Regions from separate parts of the Homo sapiens genome. Here region 1 is linked to region 2. Evidence: chromatin loops called from intact Hi-C (ENCODE). Cell type or tissue: heart left ventricle. All regions are shown on one strand. Each heading gives the region's core, and the rest is flanking DNA. Links, peaks and the distances in the headings are about the cores only.

The links. Peaks named below come from ENCODE experiments on the same cell type or tissue, not always from the same donor. Only the 100,000 strongest peaks of a DNase experiment are listed, where the experiment ranks them.
Region 1: a loop joins it to region 2, with 5 times the contacts of the local background. A loop is called at or near these places in 45 of 110 quality-filtered maps.

What each region holds. Positions count from the first base shown.
Region 1 is chr13:31,734,809-31,740,200 of GRCh38, forward strand. RXFP2 (relaxin family peptide receptor 2) reads left to right here and starts at 4,718. Exons shown (of 18, transcript NM_130806.5): 1 at 4,718-4,898. The coding sequence starts at 4,805. In heart left ventricle, for the core only: no CTCF peak of the experiment used is centred there; no DNase peak of the experiment used is centred there.
Region 2 is chr13:31,534,820-31,540,211 of GRCh38, forward strand. No RefSeq gene overlaps it. Among named protein-coding and RNA genes, the nearest start is that of RXFP2, 200 kb to the right of the region's middle. In heart left ventricle, for the core only: a CTCF peak has its summit at 3,423 (motif pointing right); no DNase peak of the experiment used is centred there; H3K27me3 peaks cover 281 bases.

The DNA of each region.
Region 1 (5,392 bases), core at 236-5,235, 200 kb after region 2:
TTTCACACAGAAGCAAGAATCTGTTTTACTTCCTTCTACCCTTTAGACTTACTTTGGCGTGTGTGCCTTGATACCACCGGGAGAATAGCTGACACTATTTCCTAATCTCTCAATCCATCAATCAAGATGGACAGAGCTGAGGTTTCACCTAATGACCTTCACAACTCAGATTGTTCCCTTCCCTGAAATGCTATCAAACTTTTGGTCTGCATTTTTCATTTTGGTTCTTACCTAACTTCTTAGTATTCATATATCTTGTGCATGACTTTATTTTACACTCCTGTTAAAAGATCGTTTTGTTGGGTGCACAATCTTTAGTTGTCAGTAATTTTTTCTCAGAACTGTGAGCATTACTACACTTCTTCTGGCTTCCATTGCTGTTGTTGGCAAGTCTACTAACATTCTAATTTTCCCTTTGTAGGTGGTCTGTCTTTTCCCTCTGGTTTCTTTTATATTATACAATTTCAAAACTGAATGTCTAAATATGGATTCATTTTATTTGCCCTGCCTAGTAGATGTTGTCCTTGCTATATCTATAAATTCTTGTATTTTATCAGTTCTAGAAAATTCTCAATAATTATCTCCTGAGATATTATCTCCTCTTCTTTCTCACTAGTTTCTCCTATGGGGACTATAATTAGCTGTATGTTGAAATTTTTCCTGCTTTCCTCCTAGTCTCTTCTTTCATTTTTTTTTTCATTCCCTGTTTATCTATGCTGCCTTCTGGGAAGTTTCTTCACTCCCTTACTTCCATTTACAACTTATTTTCTCAACTATGTTTTGACAGCTCTTTACCCTATCCACTGAGTTTTAAAATTTTAGGAACATATTTTTCATTTCTGAAAATTCTCTTTGTTGCTTTTTGATAGTTTCTTATTCCTTAATTATTCTTGTGATTGCAGTCTTTAAATATTTTACATTCCATAACTGATCATTTCGATATTTGAAGTACATGGGGTTCTAAATTTATTGCTTTGTTTCTGTCAACTTTTACCCATATGTCCTCGGTTGATCTTTGATAATGAGCTAATATTTAGTTGATTTTAACCTGGATAAAATCTAGGGGTTTCAATTAAGAATATTTTTCTTATACAGTGTGCATTTCTTTTGCAATGGTGCTACAGGACACCGCCTTTCATGTCTTTAGCCTGATCCTTCGTGGAAGCTTTGGCTTAGCTCTCAGATTTGGACACTGACTCAAGGCCTAAAAGTTGTAGTGCTGATATCTGCATTTTTTGCAAACGAATCTTGCCTTTTACATTTGTTCACTCTGCTCCATTGCCATTTCAGCATTTGGTTCTTATTTTTGTCATGTATTTTCCCTTTAGACTCGATTCCCCTCATTTTGAAGACTGCAGAAATGCAACAAAATTTTTTTATGCAGGAGCTGTTACAGTATTTTCAAGTAAGAAGTCTTTTCAGTGTATCTAATCTACCATACTGCCAGTAGTGGATGTCTCAGGGTTATTTTTTACTCTGGGTTCGTGGCTATGCTCCTAATAATTGAGCTTGCCAAGAGTTGAAATTCCCAGACAAATGGAGCATGACTTAAATTATTTAAAATTTAGAACATCAAAGTTAGAACACTTAAGCCCAGGCATGGCGGCTTATGTTTATAATCCCAACACTTTGGGAGGCTGAGGTGGGAGGACTGCTTGAGCCCAGGAGTTCAAGACCAGACTGGGCAACATAGGGAGACCCCACGTCTACAAAAAATGAAAATAAAAAATTAGTGGATGTGGTCACATACACCTGTGATCTCAGCTACTCAGGAGGCTGAGGTAGAAGGATTGTTTGGGCCTGGGAGGTTGAGGCTGCAGTGAGCAACGATAGCACCACTGCACAAGACCCTGTCTAAAAAAAGAAAAAAAAAGAAACCTTCATTTAGACTTTCTTGATCAAAATGGACCCTGTGCCAGAACTAGTTTGCTCAACTGATGGACACACTGTGTTGACTATGCTGATGAGATCATGTGATTGTTAGGTTTGCTGTGCCCACAGGGTGCAAATAAATCTTACTGAATAATGACAATGCTATAAACTCACACATAAAGGCTAATATATAGCTATAATCACAAATACTTAGCTAGTATGGCTGAATTCCTCAGATTTTACTATAACTTGATTTATGATAAGGAGGCTATTCAAGTGAGCATTGACATTATTGGCCTGCTATCATGAGCTTGGGATTCTGATGTTTATTATTCTATAATTTATCTTTTTGAGGACAGATATTATCTATTCATATAATTTGTTCTTTGAATATCACTATGTCTTGTTTTCCCCAAAACAGAAAGTGATACTAACTGCTAATGGATCAGGTTTTGTGAATAAGAGGCTATATAAAGTGAAAAGGCTATAGAAGTGAGAAATGTTTACAAGGCTATACTCTCATTAAGTAGAGTAAGTGTTTAGTAAATATCTTAATTGAAAACATTAATTTGGCAAGGTAATGAATTATAGCCTATATAAAAAACAATCACACAGTTATGAAAATGTGTTAAAATTAGGGTTTCTGACCATTTTTAAGTAAATTATGTTCTTGATTTAAGAATTTTATATTTAACAATGGTTTCCAAGATGTACACAAAAATTACAGTAGAAGCTAAGAAAATGTCTGTGCCCTCCCCCCATCACATAGAACTAGGTAATTAGTACTTTCAGTAAATAAATTCCCTTCAATTAGCCAGAATTATATTGAATTGTGCTATATAGTAAATAATATATTCACATGAGGTTTTATAGTATTACTGCTAAAAGTATGGGTCCTACCAACAGGTGACTGGAATGAAGGGATGAGCTGATTCAGGCAAGGATCAATAAAAAACACTTGCGCAGATTCGAAGTTACTATCGAGTGAGAATCAGTTTGCACAAGTCTTTCATCTCAGCTCTGCATGAAGCACTCCTTGGAACCTCCTTACCAACTGTGGCTTTAAGAATAGACTACATTCATTCACTCTTATTTAAACACATACATTATATCCCTGTGTACATGTCAATCATTTCAGTTTCGGTGCAAAAGGCTGGATATTCACACCAGATAAGTCAAAGTTAAAACATATTAAATGAAATGGTATTTCAAAGCTTGCATGCTCTACCTTTAAAAACCAGTGAGCCAAAGATGTTCCTATTATTTATAATTATTGATTTCTGAAAGTTTGTGTTAATACATTTCAAAGATTAACATTGAAAAGCCTAACAGAAAGGAATAACGATTCAACTTTTTGGCAATGTAAATCTATTGCTAGGGCTCGATATCATGAATAAATCTTAACTAATTTCTTTGACATCTTGACATTTCTTATTTCTCCAAAAATTACATTTTCATAGAAAATATATTTATACTTCAAATAGACTTATGATGGTATTTAATTGCACTTAAAAACTCATGCTCAAAATTTCAGTACCAGAAACTAGCATCCATCATCTCGACAGCAAAACACAAAACGTAAGAAAAACTAATCATTCCTTTAAGTGAAATAAGGCAATTTTTACCTAAAAAGACCTTGAGGTTAGTGAGGGAAAAAAAGATGCTTGAAATGTAAGAAAAGATCCTGAAGTATTTCTTTTCATCTTTATTCTCTCTGTTGCTTTTTCTTTTGATTTGAAAGATCAGATGAGACCACATATAAATATGTCTGGGAGGTGTCTTAGAGAACTTAACTCACTTCTTAAAAAGAGAAAAGAACTAAATACATTATGTGATAAATAAAGTATTTTTTATTGTACATTCTGTTTGAATCCTTGTTCTCTCAAAGGCTAGAATGAAAGAAAGAACAAGGAAAACCCCGTGTTTTATGATTTGTGACGATAATAGTCACCACAAGGTAGTTTTTTTCAGTGTTGTTAGGACACAGTTAACGACAACATATAAGAGAATCTGCATCGTTCAGTCACAAAATCTTCTCTTCAAATCAGAACTACAAACTGTATTCTAGATAGATATTTCCCTGTTAGTAAAATATAAACTCAGACATGGAAATTCTACATCTTTTTGGAGAAGTCTTAATGATTACACTAGGATCAACAGAATCCTACAACCAAAAGTCAATTTTTATACTTTTAACTTGTACTAACTATGCTGTTGAGAAAGCTGCTTTCAGGATGTAAGAACTAAATTATAATTAGTGTTTTCTAATAGGTGTGCAATACAGAGCTGGAAGCAAGAATAAAATTATTCACTTCAAGAAAAAGGAATATGATTATGCGGGAAGTATGTGAAGTGAAAATATTGTATGAATGTTTTACAGTAATTATTTAACACAATGCCATATATTTAAATTATCTTTTCATATGTCATTTGAAAACATTTAGGTACATTTGAATAGAAGTGGGTGTTCTTTGTGTATCTGTCAATAAGTAGTTTTTTACATTTGTTTATTGCATGAAAATATAATTGTAAAGGGTTTCATAGCCTATTCAGTGTAAGCCTATATCCTTCATATTTGAGAACTTCGATGTTTGGATTTAAACAGAGCAAATTGTACATGCTTTGGAGGAAAAAAATTTTTAAGTGATTAAAAAATATTTCTTATCAGATAATACCAAAGTCCTATTATACCTTCTTTTACACACCATAATGAATTAGTGATCAAGAACACAACTGTAGATTTAAACTAAAAGAAACAAAAAAGAAAGAACAAAAAAGACAGGCTGCATAGTGACAAGAATCCATCTCCCTTCATGCCAGTGAGGTTCTAGCTGTGAGCATGCTCAGAACATGGGAGGCACTGAACTTACTACATCAGAACTCCTGCTGAGGTATAAGAGGATACGTCTAATAACTCAATTGCTGTAAACCTATGATTGTTTTTCTGGTTTTTAAACATCTCTTCAGCCTCAGATTGATTACAATGTTCTTTCTACTTCATTTCATCGTTCTGATCAATGTCAAAGGTAAGGTTGCTACTTTCTCGTTTTAAATGAGTGCAATTCCCAAAAAATACATTTCTATGTAGTTCTATGGCAGTTGTAATAAATATATTGGGGTGTTTAAAAAAAAAACAGACATCAAATTTGCCTGGTATTTGTCATTATCTTTCATTGCTTGTAGTCCCACACAGCCTAGTAATTTTTAGATGCAACAAATTTTTCATGGAAACAAGCCTTTGTATGTTATTAAAGCTGTAGATAAAATATGTCAAAAAACAATGTTGACTATATCAATTAAAACATAGAAAACATTTTTGGCATTTGTTCTGAAAAGTGTGACAAATTAATAAACTAAAATTGTGTTTTGTGGAATTTCAACCTGTTGAAATATGCCCATAAAATTCAAGTAATTATTAGTAACTATCTTGCGTGAACATAATTAAACTGGGAACTCCAAAGCCACAGGCAGATCTAAAAAACAGTATCTGTCTCTAAGAGTAAACCTCTCTAAAATAAAG
Region 2 (5,392 bases), core at 316-5,315:
GTGTCTACATTCACCTTGGTTGGAGAGCCTTCCTCCTTATGTTTCTTTTGGTAGGAGAATGATTTTCCTTTTTAATCTATGCTAGGGTGGATCCACCACTGGGCCAGAGCACAAATATGGGCTATTTTCCCTACTCATCTTCCTTCTGGCGGAAATTCAGAATTTTTAACCCATAATCCTTTCACATCCAGTGTTGGGTGGATTATACTTTGACCCACATTATCTCATATGACCCTCTTAAAATCCAGTGTAGCTATTATTATCTTAATTTTATAGATAGAGAAATTGGTGTGCAGGGGATAATTACTTATCCAAGATTAGTAACTAATGAAACTGATGATGACACCCTTTCCTCCATGGAGGAGGAACTTCACAAGGAAACGTGGCCCAAATGGAGTTTACTGATTCATTTCCTCATGAGTGACATGAGTAGAACCTCAGGGCTCCTCTCAGCCTAAGAACCTGTATTTGTAAGCTCACCAAGAAAACCTCTGCAGGACCATGCCCTTTACTGTGCATATCTGAAACAACATCAAAATTCCTTGGAGGTGATTATGATAATAGATACAAGAATAATTCTGAGAAATGCATTCATTTGCTCTCTGAAAAGCTGTGTGTTGTAGTTTTAACCTTCTTGGAATTATTGTCTGAAATTTCTGGGACATAATTTTTGGCACCAATTGCTACAGAATCAGAACAAATGGCTTTGTAGACTCAATATGTTTACATGATAATGTGTTAATTTGATAATTTTATATCATGGAATATTGCTTATTTTCATCTTCAGAAATGCAATTGGTATACTGATGTAAAATTCATAAAATTCAGAAGATTGCTTTGGCTCTGGTCTTCGTAATAGAAGTTTTGTGATGCCTTAAAAAAATGTATTAATGTTTTGCCTTGAGGCCCTTGGCTTTCTTTATCATCTCTGTCTCTTCTACCCCTGCAATAAGTGATTCCCTAAAAGCATCCCTATGTTTTGTGCTATCTTGTTTTGTCCTGTAGAATTAATAAAAAAGGAGCTGTTGGCAGCTTTTGTGGGCAACTCCTCATGTCTTTTTGGGGTCCCCAGGTGCCTGATGAAGCCACCCCTGTGTCTTTTGCTTCGTTACCTTCTACATGAAAAAGGGAATTAAAAGTCATTTCCACCTGCCCTGCATTTGCCTTGTGGCTTCAAGAATATGAAAACTAATCAAAAGTGGAAATTGCAGCTTTTTATAACATCTCGCAGCAGGGGCCTTTTCTTTAAAAAGGCAGAAAAAAGAAAATGGAACAGAAGAATTGACAGTTAAACTCATAGGGCCCCAAAACCTTCAAAGTTTCATCTCTAGGGTCTTCTGAAAAGAAAAAGCCTGTGCTCTGGAGGTTTTTACCTCCAGGACTTAATGTACGAAGATGCTTTTGACACTTCAAAGGGGTTTGATGTTTCACAGTTATGGGCAGATTTCCTCAAAGTTGCATTTTGCCTGATATGCTGTTCAATGTTGTTCTTCACATGGGCGATTTCAGCAAGAGCTACATTCTAACCTCTCTTAGATCTTGAAAATCACTCATCCTGCTATTCTAGGAAATCTAATCTATCAACAGCTGAAAACTTCACCTAAACACCACGGACTGGGTGAAGAAAGGAAACAGATGATGATTTTTAATTACTGCCTTGAGTCAGGTGCCCAGAAACGTCTCCCCACTCACTGTCCTGCAAATGGTTTTTAGGGTGTAAGGAGAGCTATGCATATTTTGGTTAGTAAGAGTAAATCTGTGTGTGTGTGTATGTGTGTGTGTGTGTGTGTGTGTGTGTGTGTGTGTGTGTTTTGATGTACTCCCTGATTCCTTCTGTGAGCTTCAATTTCATTTTGTCAGCTCCAGGATATCTGTTCTCAAGAAAGGAAATTTGAGACACCTGAATTTTGCTGTGTTTATTGCTGTTAATCTTTAGTGCCTCTCCCCTCCAAGTATTTACTGAAAACATTGTGTAACTTATTTGGAAGAATGTCGATACCTGTATAACATTGCTCAGAGAACTTTTAAAAATCCACCAGAGAAAACATCTGACACACAAAAAATATCTTAAGTCTCATTCACACACACACAAACACACACACATACGCACACACACAAATTCCTTGAAAGAAACTCAGAAAACCACGGAAAAAGAAATAAGATTTTGGATGTTGCTGGAGACAAACTGCATCAGAGAGATTAATTTTAAAAGCATTTTATGGTTTTCACACAGCTTAGCATGGAAGAAGTGACCAGGTCAAGAATGGTCTTCATTTTTAGTAAATTAGGCAGGATGCTCTGAAGCAGTGGCTTGCTCTGATTCTCTAATTGTCTTTCTAAGCATTGGTTTTATGAAATCTTACTGCCCATCCTGCTGACAGCATAGCACACAGGGCAGAATTCAAGCTCAGTGTGGATGTGTCCAGCTTCAGGTCAGTGAATCAGTGGCAGGGTCACATCCTGAGTTTACAACCTTTAAATTATGGTCTCCCTGCTCTACAGCCAGGGAGCTCGGTTTTGCTATTTCAGGATACAAGCTATTGATTTGTGAGGCAATACTTCAACAATTAATCAAGAAATAATTATTCATGGAGCATCTTTAATTTGTTGTATATTCCCTGGGACTGATTGGGAGTACCCTTTATCTGTCCTTGCATAGCTGATGCTAATCTGGTTGGGGAGAAGCTTTGTTTAATATGTATTAGACACTAAGCAATGAGCAAGCTATGCCAGTCAATACTATCAATGTAATTAATGTTGTTAATATGCAACTTTTTTTGGGGCTCACATGAGAGTAAGATCTATGAGGGCAGAAACTATATAGGAAGGCTTCCATCAGAAAGGCGATTAAATGAGCCACAGGGAAAAGGAGATGCATTATTGGCTGGAGTGGGGTGGTAGAACATAGAATAGAATAGCCTACTTAGGAAAAATCATATCTGAATAGAAGTGTAGGTTCATCCTATACCTCCACCCTCATGTTCCTGCATAAATCGCCACATAGTCTAAGCTTCAGCTAGGAGCTTAGACCACTTTTGACCATTTATTATTATCTTTATTCATTTTTATTCATGTTTTCATTCAATGAAATGAATATTTATGGAATGCCTGCCTAGTGTTAATACTTTACCAGTCACTGAGGGCTCAAGGGTGAGTAAGTGGCCATGGTTGCATGCTGGTTATGAGCATGGATTTTGGAGTCAAATAGACTTGACTAAGGGCTGTCTCTGATAACTACCAGCTGAACAAATTATTTAAATTCTCAAAGCATCATTTTTGTCATTAGCAAATAAGAATACCTCACAAGGTTGTTTATAACTAGAATTTTGCCTGGCCTTCCTCCTTATCAGTTTTTCTCTATAGAATAATTGCTTCCTCTTTCCTGAAGTTTTGGGATGTTTCCGAAAGTGGAAGCTGTTTGATATGTGTCCTCCAGAGGGCAGTCCCCTGCAGATACTCTCCCAGATTCTCAGGACTTTCCTGACTTCTAGCCATCCTATAGACCGGTGTTGAGCTCTTCCTTTGATTCTGTGAATTATTACACATCTGTGTGTATGATATGATCATGGTCCTGTGCTTTAGAAACATCTCTCTGATGTGGAAGAAATGAAGCCGGGTATTTTGCCCAATTAGAGCTGCCTAGACTAGCTATAATCTCTCTAATAGTGATATCCATATGCAGACAGAGACAGATTGAGTAGTCAAAAATGCTTTAGCTAAACCAATAACTCACTCAGCATTTATAGGTTGAAATTAATTATAGGAGAAATTGGTTCCTGTCTTTTTATAACTTAAGTGGAAAAATATAATCTTCTATAACAAATGTTATAGCGTAAGTGGTTGGACTATTCAACCCTATAACTCAGCAGTTATATACCTTGGAAGGTCTATTTTTTATCACCTTAAATACTAGTAAACACAGACGCTTTATAAAGTGATAACCAGGAGAAGATGCTGTACATTTGTAATCTTTAGAACTCAGCCCCACTTGGCTGGCTGCCAACAATGCTTCCAACTTATTGTGTTTTCATGGCCACAGGAATGTAAACATTCCATAACCTCTTCTTCCTTGTCATTCCTAGAAGAGCAATTTGAAGGCAGTATTAATAATGCTTCACGTATATATCCCCACAGGGTTACTTTCTCTTTCTTTGCAAGTCCTCATGCTAAATACTGTCATAACTCACTAATCTATAACCAAGGTCAGTAAAGATTTAAAGAGGATCCTCTTTGATTCTACATTGGACATTCTATAGAGAATCAACTGAAAACAAGATTGGAGACATTCTGGAGATGACAGTCATCTGAATATGAATAATGGAAATGGGAATGTGTTAAGAAGTACTTACATGATGGACTCAATGAAACTTGGTGACTTATTGGGGGAAAGCATTGAGGGAAAATTAGGAAAGAATGAGACCAGGGATAACACCTAGGTTTCTATCTTAGGTAACTCTGGATGATGGTGACATTATATGAATCGGAGCACAGGTGGGGGAACGTATTGGGGGGTAAGATGATGCAATTCTGTGTGGGCATGCTGCATTTGAGGGCTTGTTAACTGTGTAGTGTATCGAATATTCTGGTTTCTTCCTCCTGGATCCCCTCTCTGCCTGATGAATGCAGGAGTGACCATGTGGACCTTCCAGGCACAAGGCTTAAGAGCCAGATGTTTTCCATACAATCTCGGTCTCAGACGAAAAACAACGTAGAGTCTCAACTGATTTGAGATGAGTATGTAGTGTAAGCAAGGCATAAACCTATTTTTTACCATAAGCTGCTGGAATTTGGGATCATTTATTTCCTCAGCTCAATGTAGCTGATATTTACTGTCACAACATCTAAGTTACGTCTGTGGAAAAGGCACCAACTCTCAGAAGAGACATCAGGACTGAAGACACAGATTTGGAAATCTTCCTTGTTTAGATGGTAGCCATACTTACTACAGGGGGTGCTATTTTCTAGAGAGATTACAGATAGATTAATAAGAGAAGGGAGTCTATATCAGTGAAGGTCAAACCAAGCCAGAAATAAAGAAACCACATTGGGTATTTAAAACAAAGATAATTTAATACAAGGAATTTTGTGCATAAGTAATGAAAGAGCTGAAAAGCTAAACTATGACACAGAGATACCATCCGGAGATTAGCAATAGCAGCAAGTCACCACCACCCCTGGCCAGAAGGACAAAGAGAGGAGGGGGTATGACCAGAGACCCGAGTTCAAGGTCTTTGGCAGAAGGTGGGACCACAGCAGGCCTGTTACTGAGAACTGGAGCCACAGAGTAACACAGCTACTGCTGGAGACACCAGAGGAGACAGACACGGGGGGAGTTAGCCTCCCTGTGATATAGAGAATCACTTACATTTTAGACTTGATCTTCCCTGCTACA